Linked DNA regions of Homo sapiens: region 2 is linked to region 1. A link is an interaction called in ENCODE POLR2A ChIA-PET data of the cell type or tissue named here. Cell type or tissue: endothelial cell of umbilical vein. All regions are shown on one strand. Each heading gives the region's core, and the rest is flanking DNA. Links, peaks and the distances in the headings are about the cores only. Region 1 overlaps MYCNUT (MYCN upstream transcript). Region 2 overlaps LINC01804 (long intergenic non-protein coding RNA 1804).

What was found. ChIA-PET counts read pairs that join two places held together with the same protein. Peaks named below come from ENCODE experiments on the same cell type or tissue, not always from the same donor. Only the 100,000 strongest peaks of a DNase experiment are listed, where the experiment ranks them.
Region 2: POLR2A ChIA-PET joins it to region 1 with 6 read pairs; 2 of 35 experiments call an interaction of 5 or more read pairs at or near these places.

The regions. Positions count from the first base shown.
Region 1 is chr2:15,932,155-15,937,531 of GRCh38, forward strand. It overlaps MYCNUT (MYCN upstream transcript), which reads left to right. Exons shown (of 3, transcript NR_125783.1): 3 at 3,620-3,864. MYCNOS (MYCN opposite strand) reads right to left here. Exons shown (of 4, transcript NR_110230.2): 4 at 4,111-5,022. Among named protein-coding and RNA genes, the nearest start is that of MYCN, 5.7 kb to the right of the region's middle. In endothelial cell of umbilical vein, for the core only: no CTCF peak of the experiment used is centred there; no DNase peak of the experiment used is centred there.
Region 2 is chr2:15,702,531-15,707,907 of GRCh38, forward strand. All of the region lies in intron 4 of LINC01804 (long intergenic non-protein coding RNA 1804), which reads left to right. Among named protein-coding and RNA genes, the nearest start is that of LINC01804, 14 kb to the left of the region's middle. In endothelial cell of umbilical vein, for the core only: no CTCF peak of the experiment used is centred there; DNase peaks (open chromatin) are centred at 1,721 and 2,151; H3K27ac peaks cover 1,550 bases.

The DNA of each region.
Region 1 (5,377 bases), core at 215-5,214:
AGGAGAAGTTAATGGACCGATCTAAAATTCCTCAAGAAGTAAGACACAATTCTAAGCTTGAAGAACTCCAGTCCTCTCCCCGGGTGACCCTGTGTTCTTACTAGGACTACCTTATACTACCTTGACTCTGCAGTACCTTCTTTCAAGCCTAAAGTTACTTGATTACGGACAAGCCATGAAGAGTAAAGGGGTGTGGCCCAGAGAGATTTCCAGTTGAAGAAAGAATGATTCAACAGTCCCATTAAAACAAAGAGACATTTTCTGCAGGCTCCCCCAGGACACACATGCTATGGTCTATTGCTGCGGGGTACATGGAGCCCCTGCAGGAGGGCTGGGACTAGAAGGAAGGGAGGGAACGTTTACTGGACATCCATTATAAGCCAGATGGCTACTTTGTGTAATCCTCACATGATACTAAAAGAAAGATGAAAAAATGGCCGGGTGTGGTGGCTCATGCCTGTCATCTCAGCACTTTGGGAGGCCGAGGCGGATGGATCACTTGAGGCCAGGAGTTTGAGACCAGCCAAGCCAACATGGTGAAGCCCCTTTTCTACTAAAAATACAAAAAAAAAAATTAGCTGGGCACGGTGGCTCGAGCCTGTAATCCCAGCTACTTACGATGCTAAGGCACAAGAATCGCTTGAACCCGGTAGGCGGGGGTTGCAGTGAGCCGAGATGGTGCCACTGCACTCCAGCCTGGGCAACAGAGTGAGATTCTCTCAAAAAAAAGAAAAAAAAGAAAGAAAGAAAGAAAGATGGAGAAATAAAGCCTCAGAAAAGTTGGACTATCCAACATAGCAGAACTCGCTGTCATGTCTGGTGTCAGAGCTGTTCTTTCCAGCATTCGCTGCACCAGATGCTGTAGAAGATGGAAAGGCAACATGGGAAAGGGTGCTGCACTCAGGAACTGCTCATCCTGTTAGGGGAGTCGCACACACACACAGGAATCTGATAAAGAACCCCCATGGCCGGGCACGGTGGCTCACGCCTGTAATCCCAGCTCTTTGAGAGGCCGAGGCGTGAGGTCGCCTGAGGTCAGGAGTTCGAGACAAGCCTGTCCAACATGGAGAAAGCTAAAAATACAAAAATTAGCCGGGCGTGGTGGCACACACCTGTAATCCCAGCTACTCAGGAGGCTGAGGCACGAGAATCGCTTGAACCTGGGAGGAGGAGGTTGCAGTGAGCAGAGACTGCACCACTGCACTGCAGCCTGGGAGACAAGAGTTAAAAATAATAATAAAAATTAAAAAAGAACCCCCTTGTTGGCGGCAAGCAGTATAAGATTAATGGAGATTTGGGGCAGAGAATGGGTAGGGTTAGGGGAAGGGAGGACGAGATTCCTTCCAGGACAGTCTCCAGCTGAACTTTGAGGAAAGAATTTGAATAAGCAGAAATGAAAGGAAAAGCCTTTCTAGGCCAGAAGTAGCAGCTTCTGGAAATGAGCAGATAGAATCACTGATATTTATCAGTGATTGTTATCTGAGTCCAAGGAAACTGAAAGGGCCAGCAGGCAGATTCTAGCAATTCCACTCAGATATTGAGGTAGCTCGGGCCGTCCATGGGGCTACAGGAATGTATCCAGCATTATAGGAAAATGAAATTAGCAAGAATCAGTGGGTGAGATCAGCCATCTACTAAGTAATCACCTGAGGAGAAGATCTGAAAACTTCAGCACAGCGCGAGGTGATCTGGACACATCCAAAGCACGTCATTGTGTCTGGAAAGTAATCCCAGAAAAAGGAGACCCCTGTCCTTCGTAGAGAGCCTGCCTGTTTCAAGGGGCAGCGCCAAATGGACTCAAAGGCCAGATCTGGCATCAGAATTCCTTGTAGCCCTTACAGATTCCTACTAAGATGAGGATCCCCTAATTGTGAGCCATTCCAGTGCACTGACAAATTCAAGTTTGAGGCCCACAAGGGGAAACCTATTTCTCCCCAAACCCCATACCTGTGGAGCCTGGCCCTGAGCAGCTGCCTCCAGGGACATCTTTCCCATTTTGACTTTTAGCATAAGGAAACTAAGGGAAATGAGAATTCCAACTCCACAGCAGCAGTATCACCGTCCATTCCCCGTAGCTCTTCATGGTTTGCAGTGCATTTTGACTCACTCCATCTTAGCCCTCTCTCAAGTCTACGTAATGCATGAAGCTGGAGGGAAGTCTTCACAGTGGAAGGGGTCTTTGAGCTGCCTCCAAGGATGCAAAACTAGTCTCTGAGGGCAGTCCAGGGTCTGCTGGACACTTCGATTTTCTAAATCAGTAATCAAATTACTGGCATTAAATGAAGATAATTTTTGTTTTAAACCTAATTATGCTATTACAAATAAAACTTCCCACCTCCAAAACTCTCTCAGTGGTGGATCTCAAACTCTCCTCCAGCCTCAGATGTCAAAAAACTATGCATTTTGCCTTGGGCACATCCAACATCATATACGTTGAATGGCTTTGATGGGCATGATTCTAATCTTAATTAAAGCAGTGCCCGTTTTGGTCCATCTTGGTCTCTTTGAACCCACTCTCAGCTGACTCAGTTCAATAGCAGTTTGGTGGGAAAAATGCCAACTGGCCTGGGAAACAAAGGAGAAATTTGGGGGTGACTTTAGGCTTCACAAAAGGGTCCCTTACATCACTTGAAATGATTAACTTTACTGAAAAGTAACAAAATTATTTTTGAAAAATAACAAAAACAAAGAAATTAAATTTGTTCATAACCCCATTGCTTTAAAAAAAAAAAAAAGTTATAGGCCAGGCACAGTGGCTCACGCCTGTAATCCTAGCACTTTGGGAGGCTGAGGTGGGTGGATCACTTGAGGTCAGGGGCTCGAAACCAGCCTGGCCAACACGGTGAAACCCTGTCTCTACTAAAAATACAAAAGTTAGCCTGGTGTGGTGGCATGTGCCTGTAATTCCAGCTACCAGGGAGGCTGAGGCAGGAGAATCACTTGAACCAGGGAGGTGGAGGCTGCAGTGAGCCGAGACTGTGCCATTGCACTCCAGCCCGGGCAATAAGGCGAGACCCCATCTCAAAAAAAAAAAAAAAAATTAATTAGGCATAGTGGCGGGTGCCTATAATCTCAGCTACTGGGGAGGCTGAGGCACAAGAATCACTTGAACCCGGGAGGCAGAGGTTGCAGTGAGCCGGGATCACGCCACTGCACTCCAGCCTGGATGACAGAGCGAAACTGTCTCAAAAAAAATAAAATAAATAAATAAAAGTTATATCAAGAAGAAAGTTTCTCCCTCCACCTGACTGATTGTCTTCTTCAAAGTAAACCCCTGTTAGCAACTTGGTGCACATTCTTCTCAATTTGTTACTGGGGGGTTGATGCAGATATATCTAAGTACATATATATCCAAAATGCCAGACAGATTGACCTATACCTTGCTTATTTTCCTTCATGTTCAGGAACATTTCCCGTCTGTAACTATAGACCTAACACATTATTTTTAGTGGGTGTATGTAATTCCACTGCATGGATGTATTACATACCATTCTCCTGTTTAATTTGTTTTAGTTATGGATATTTAGATTGCTTATAGTATTTTTGTTATTGAGAATGATGCAGCCACACACATTCTTGTTTATATGCTTTTATGTGTTTGTCTTATTATTTCTCGTAGGATGGATCATGAAGAGTGGAATTGCTTTTCCTCTTGGGGCAGGCACACCAACAGTGTATGTGAGGCCCCTGCTCCCACTCCCCAGGCTGGCCAGTACTTTGGGCCAATCTGCTAGACCCAAAAATGTTAATCTCACTGAGATTTAATTTGCATTCCCCTGACTACCGGTGAAGTTGAGCATCTTTTCATATGTTTATTGACAATTTGCATTTCTTATTCAGTAAATTACCTGCTCGTATCCTAGAGTCATATTTCTGTCTGCCCGTTTTTTTCTATTCAATTTGTGGGAGCTCTTTGTATACCTGGGATCTAATCTTTGACTCATATATATGGCAAGTATTTTCTATTACTGTTGTCAACTTTTTATCATAGTAAAATTCTTACATCCAGCACCCCCACCCCTCCCCTGCCCTTTTTTTTTTTTTTTTTGCATTTGGGTTAGGCAGAGAGCTAGCTTTACTGTTTTCCAAATGAAGTCAATCGATCCCAAGGATTTTTAAATTATTTAATCAGTAAAAATGTACACATTTTGAGGGAGGTGTGAAGATCCTAGGAGAAACTGTGCTCTTGTCCCTGAAGACAGACTCAGTAGATCTTTTTTTTTTTCTTTTGAGACAAGGTCTCACTCTGTCATCCAGGCTGGAGTGCAGTGGTGTGATGATGGCACACTGCAGCCTTGATCTCCCTGGGCTCAGGTGATCTTCCTGCCTCAGCCTCCCAAGTAGCTGGGACCACAGGCACGCACCCACCACGCCCAGCTAATTTTTATATTTTTTGTAGAGACAGGGTTTCACCATGTTGCCCAGGCCGGTCTCAAAATCCTGGGCTCAAGCCATCTGCCCTCCTCAGACTCTTGAAGTGCCAGGATTACAGGCGTGAGCCACCATGCCTGGCCAACCCAGCAGATCTTTAATTCACAATCTGGAAAAACCATCTAGAGGCTGTTGCTCTCCTAGCCAGTCATGATTTGGGCCCTTCTCAACATGTGTATGTGTGTGTTGTTTCTTTGTGTGTGTGTGTCTTAGTAAAGAGGAGATTTGTAAACTAAAATATTCTCCTCTCTCAAAAATCACCTTAATTATAAACCAAATGCTGTGTATAACTCTATCCTAGCAGTTGGTGATTAGATTGAGGCATCCATTTCAGATGTGGGTCTCCTTCCCTGGTCCACAGTGAGCTCCTTGCGGCTGTACCTTAACTTACCTCTGTTCCAAACCCACCCAGGGGCTCAGACACAGTAATAGATGGGTACTTGTCTCAGTTCATTTTGTGTTGCTATAACCTAATAGCACAGACTGGGTAATTTATAAAGAAAAGAAATGTATTTCTCATGTTTCTGGAGGCTGAGAAGTCCAATATCAAGGTGCCAGCAATTGCTGAGGGCCTTCATGGCGTACCATCCCCTGGCAGGAAAAAGGAAGAGAGGGCAAGAGATCAAACTCCTAGCCTCAAGCCCTTTTATAATTAGCATTAATCCATTCACAAGAGTGGAGCCCTCATGACCTAAACACCTCACATTAGGTCCTGAGACAGGAATAATATAAGGTGGCTGCAGAATAATAGAAGATTTTGGGCAGCAATTTCACATGACTAGCAAAAGGAAACTGTTGAAATGGCTGCAGAGGCCATGGGCTAAGACCGTGAAAAACAGAGTGTAGACCAAGCTGGCTAAGACCCACTGAACCCAGCATGGCACTGGATTTGACCTAGGTTTCTCCTAGGACCTCATTATACGCTCATTAACATACTAAATCACAC
Region 2 (5,377 bases), core at 189-5,188, 230 kb before region 1:
TTTTATTTTTTAATTTGGATATTTTCACATCTAGAGCCTTTTACTGACCCTGGAGGGACTGCTTCCCAGACTTTGCCCTCAGGATTGACCAAGTCACAGAGATAGTAAATGATTCAATTGCAGAGTGTACCTTTCTTACGCAGGCCAACAGATGCGGTGCTCACATACCAGTACCTCATAATCTGGGCCATTCTCCACCTGCCCTAATCACCCCAAGACCAGTACCAGGCAACTAGGGACAGCCGCTATGTCCCAGAGTCCACTAAAACCATCCAAACTTGCCCATTCTAAGCCTGCTTACCCTGTCTTGCCCATTCCTTCCTGAGAAATCCAGAATAGAGGCTCCTGCTGGCATTCTCCCCTTGCTTCCTCTGCCTCCCAATGGACCTTGGTTCCCCGTGTGGCCCTGAATGTGCCCCCTTTTTTGGGAACTGTGAGTAACAAACTGTCATTTCAATGGCAATCATCTTCTGTTCCATAGTCTTCCCTTGTATTAGTCTTTTTCCACACTACTGACAAAGACATACCGAAGATTGGGAGGAAAAAGAGGCTTAATTGGACTTATAGTTCCACATGTCTGGGGAGGCCTCAGAATCATGGCGGGAGGCAAAAGGGACTTCCTACATGGTGGCAGCAAGAGAAAATGAGGGAGAAGCAAAAGCAGAAACCCCTGATAAACCCATCAGATCTTGTGAGACTTATTCACTATCACTAGAATAGCACAGGAAAGACTGGCCCCCCGTGATTCAGTTACCTCTCTCTGGGTCCCTCCCACACAACACATGGGAATTCTGGGAGATACAATTCAAGTTGAGATTTGGGTGAGGGCACAGCCAAACCATATCATCCCTGTACCTGAATAATATTAAAACCTGCATTAAAAGACAGCCGTGTAAAGCAGGAAGCTAGTTGGTGGGGATAGGAGTGGGAGAGGAGTCCCTCCCTTCTTTTTGAATTTGGGCATTGGGGCATCTCCCTGATTATACTGAAGAAACACTCAGCAAGGAGCATGCACTACTTTTAGCCCCTGCAGCAACCTAGTCCAGCTGAGTGGCAAAAACTAAGGCAACAATGTCCCTTGCTCAAAAGGCCTCCTACACCATTGAATCATTGTGGAATGTTGAGGAGGAAGGGACTTCTGGTTGTGAATTTGATTCTTTCAAATAGTTGATGCCTAAACCCAGATGCCCTATGGAGAGCTGATTAGAATCCCCTGCACAATTGACCAGAGGCTTTGGGAACCTGAAGGGAAGTAGGCACCCAAATTTCTAACCCTCATCTTCATGCTAAGTAAGAGCTGAAGTCTGTTCTCTGGACTTACTTTCCTGAAAGACTTGACTTGTAAAGGCCATTTAAAATCCATTTAAAGGGAAGGAGAGTGCTTAGGAGCCCTGTTCTAGCTCCAGGAGGCTGATGGCCACTGCTCTTCCAGACAGAATGATGAGTTCTCTGTGGAGGAGTGTCTGTACAAGATCACTGACTGTGGGCTCTGAGACCTCTGCTCCATGGATGGAGGGCAGTCGAAGAGGCCACAGGGGCTGCTGGTCTCTTAAGGGCTCACCAGCTTCCCCAGGGAGGCTGGGGAGGGGGAGGAGGAGTAGTAATGGTCCTGTTGAATTTGGTCTAGCAGTTGGAATATCCTCCTGACTGTTGGGCACAGCCTTCCTGGGACCTGGAAAGTGAGGTGGAACTAGTTTGGGAAGAGCTTAAGCCTGAGCCTCCCAAACAAAGGAATGAGGCTGATTCATCTTCTCCTGGATCTTTGTTGTAAATATCAACCTCAATGGCAATTTGGAGCAGTGGTTCAGGAACTGAGCTCATCTGAGCCTCAGGAATCTCAAGCCAAAATAAAAAGCATCTGGTGCTTCTTGAAGTGGCTTATCCTGGTTCCCAGAGTCCCCCTCCAGATGCCAGCCTTGGGGGGCTTTCAGGACCTTACCCTGGGACCCCCAGTGTCCCTCTGTTGTGCCTGAGCTCAGTTCCCCAGACTTGCTCAGCAGCACCCCGGCCAAGCCTCCTGCCCTCAGGGATGGCCAAGGCCCTCCTGGAGCCTGTTTCAAGGATAGACACCAGGCCCTGTGCTGGTTTCAAAGTGTATCCTTAGAGGGGAATAAACATGTTCTAATCAAAACAAAACACTTCCAAACGGGAGTTTCCTGTTGGAATTTCCTGGCAGCTCCCAAGGCAGTTGTGATTATGGAAACACTCACTGATTTTTTTCTTCTCAAGGGTGTGGAGGGCATATGACAATGATAGTCTTAGCTTCCCCTTTCTCAACAGGGATGACAACTACAGTTATCAGTGGGGCCAGCCTGAAATCGGATGGTCAAATCCTATTACAGTAACCCAGGGCTGCCACCCTACTCCTGGTAATGGGAGGAATTAAAAACTGCCTGCTGACTTGTCTTGGTTAATGGGCTGCAGGTTCCTCTTCTGGAAATTGGAGAGTCTTAGAGTAACCTGGAGGTGAGAATCTGGGAGTTCTCTTAAATGTCCCCCTTCCCTAGCACACAGTGTCAATGACCAAGTCCTGTGCTTCTATCTTTGTAAAATGTCTGGATTGGGTTCTTCTCTGTTGTTGACCCAGATCAGACCCTTGCCATCACTTAACTGGATAATCTCGACAGAGTCTCAATTGGTTTCACACACTTTCCCTCCAATGTACCCTCCACCCATATGCTGGGTTGATCTGACCACACTCCAACCATGCTCAGTATCCTGCCCAGAATCTCCATCATCTTCTGGGTGAATCCAGTCTTCTTTGCTCAGCAAGCAGGGCCCCCGCCTGCCTCTGTATCTTGGCTTCTGCTACCCCATCCCTTCCCCAGGCCCTAAACTTGCCAGCCTGCTTTCTCCCCTGGTGTTTCCCTGAATGGGCTTTCCCTGGGTCTACTTACTATGTGTGTTTACTAGGGATGCTGTAACAAAGCACTGTAAATGGAGTGGCTTCAACAACAGACATTTATTGTCTCACAGTTCTGGAGGCTGAAAGTTCGAGGTCAGCGTGTCAGCAGGGCCATGCTCCCTCGGAAGGCTGTAGGGAAGAATATGTTCAGGCCTCCGTCCTAATCTCTGTAGTTGCTGGCAATCTTCAGTATTCCTTGTCTGTAGAAGCATTCTCCCTCTGATTGCTGCCTTTATCTTCATGAGGCGTTATTCTTGTGTGTGTGTCTATGTCAACATTTACCCTTTGTATGAGGACACCAGTCATATTGGATTAGGGCCCACTATCATGATCCCATTTTAACTTGATTCCCCCTGTAGACATTCTACTGACAAATAAGGTCACATTCAGAGGTACTAGGGTTTAGGGCCTCAACATCTGAAAAGGAGGGGAGGACAATTCAACCTGTAACACTTTCCTTTTAAGAATTCTCTTTTCTGACCTCTTTTCTGTCCTTCTGCTCCCCTCTGGAAAAATTAGCCACTTCTTCTTCTATCCCTTACTGGAGCCTGTACAAAAGACCATCAGAGGACCTAGAACTTGGTTTTTGGCCTATGTGCCTGTTTCTCTTACTCATTAGATGGAGTTCCTTAAAGACAGGGAGACTGCTTTATTGCCCTATATCCCCAGGACCCAGAACAATGCCAAAAATACAGTAGGTGCTCAGTGTTTGCTGGATAAATGAATGACTGAGCACATGAGGTTCTTAGTAAAGATGCAAGTTGGCTGGCACTTCTCCCACTTCAAGTCCCTCTAGGTCCCCCACCTTTTCTCTGTTCCTGCCTAGTCTCCCTTCCATCAACGATTCCCAATTCTGACTGAGTAATCTGCATAAAACACAAAGCTGATTATGTCATTCCCCAGTGTCAATGGCTCACCACCGCTATCGAATCAAATCTACACTCCTTACATTGTAGTTATTTGTTAGCAGACTTATTAAATAGATTACGGAGCATCCATTTAATGGAATCTTATGCAGTTGTTCAATGTGTGAAAAGAATGTTTCATTAGTGAGGGTTCTCCAGAGAATTTACTTACATGATTATGGAGGCTGAGAAGTTCTACTACCTGCCATCTGCAAACTGGACAACTAGGAAGACAGATGGTATAATTCAGTGCAAATCTGAAGGCCTGAGAGCTGGTTGTGGGGCAGAGGGCCAGGGGCCACTGGTGTAAGTCCCAGAGTCCAAAGGCCTGAGAACCAAGAGTTCTAAAGACAAGAGAAGATGGAGGCCTACCTCAAGAAGAGTGAAAGAATGTACACTTTTTTTTCCTGCCTTTTTGTTCTATCTGGGCCCTCAGTGGATTGGATGATGCCCATCCACATTGGTGAAGGTAGATCTTTACTTATCTACCTATTCAAATGCAGATCTCTTCTGGAAACACCCTCACAGGCACACTCAGAAATAATGTCTTACCAACTTCTGGGCATCCCTTAGCCCAGTTAAGGTGACACTTAACATTAACCATCACAAATGTCATTGACAGAGAAAATGCATATAAGCGGGGGCTACTTTCAAAATAGTTAAAAATAACTAACCAGCCAAAGCACAGCATGGCCCAAACAACTTCTAGCAATAAACAACCAGCACGACAATGAGTACTCATCATCACCCTGGTGTTAGGACACAGCAATGAACCCACAGTGTGGGCCAGGCAGAACTTTAAAATGGCCCCAAGGGCCCTCATCCCTGACTTTATTCCTGAGGTTATGCTATGCTGCCTGGCAGGAGAGAGGTGAACCGGGTGTGCCTGATTTGATCACAGGAGCTCTCTAAAAGTCAAGCATTTTCTTTGGCTGGTAATAGGAGAAAAAGCCAAAGACATCTGAAGCACGAGAAGGATTTAACATGGCCTTACTGGCTTTGAAGGTGGAGGGATCTCAAGCAGGTACTGGAGAGAAGCTTCCAGAAGCTGAGAGAGGCCCCCACCTAACAGTCAGTAAGGAAACTGTGACGCCGGTCCTACAGCCGCAAAAAGCTGAATTCAGCCAACAACCTGAACAAGCCTAGAAGGGGATTCTTCCCCAGCCTCTAGATGAGAATCCAGCTACCAACACCTTGACTTTGGCCTGTAAGACTAAGCAGAGAATCTAGTTGATCTTACCTGGACTTCAAACCTAACAGAACTGCGAGATAAAAGGATGCTGTTTTAAGCCACTAAGTTTACGGAAAATTGTTATGCAGCAGTAGAAAACTAATACAAAGCGGGATAATCACTTTTATTTTTATTTTTATTTTTAATAGAGGGTCTCACTCCATCACCCAGGCTGGAGTGCAGTGGCATGATAATGGCTCACTGCAGCCTCAACCTCCTGGGCTCAGGTGATTCTCCCACCTCACCCTCCCAAGTAGCTGTGCCGCCATGCCTGGCTAATTTTTTTTTATTTCTTGTAGAGATGGGGTTTCGCCATGTTGCCCAGGCTGGTCTCAA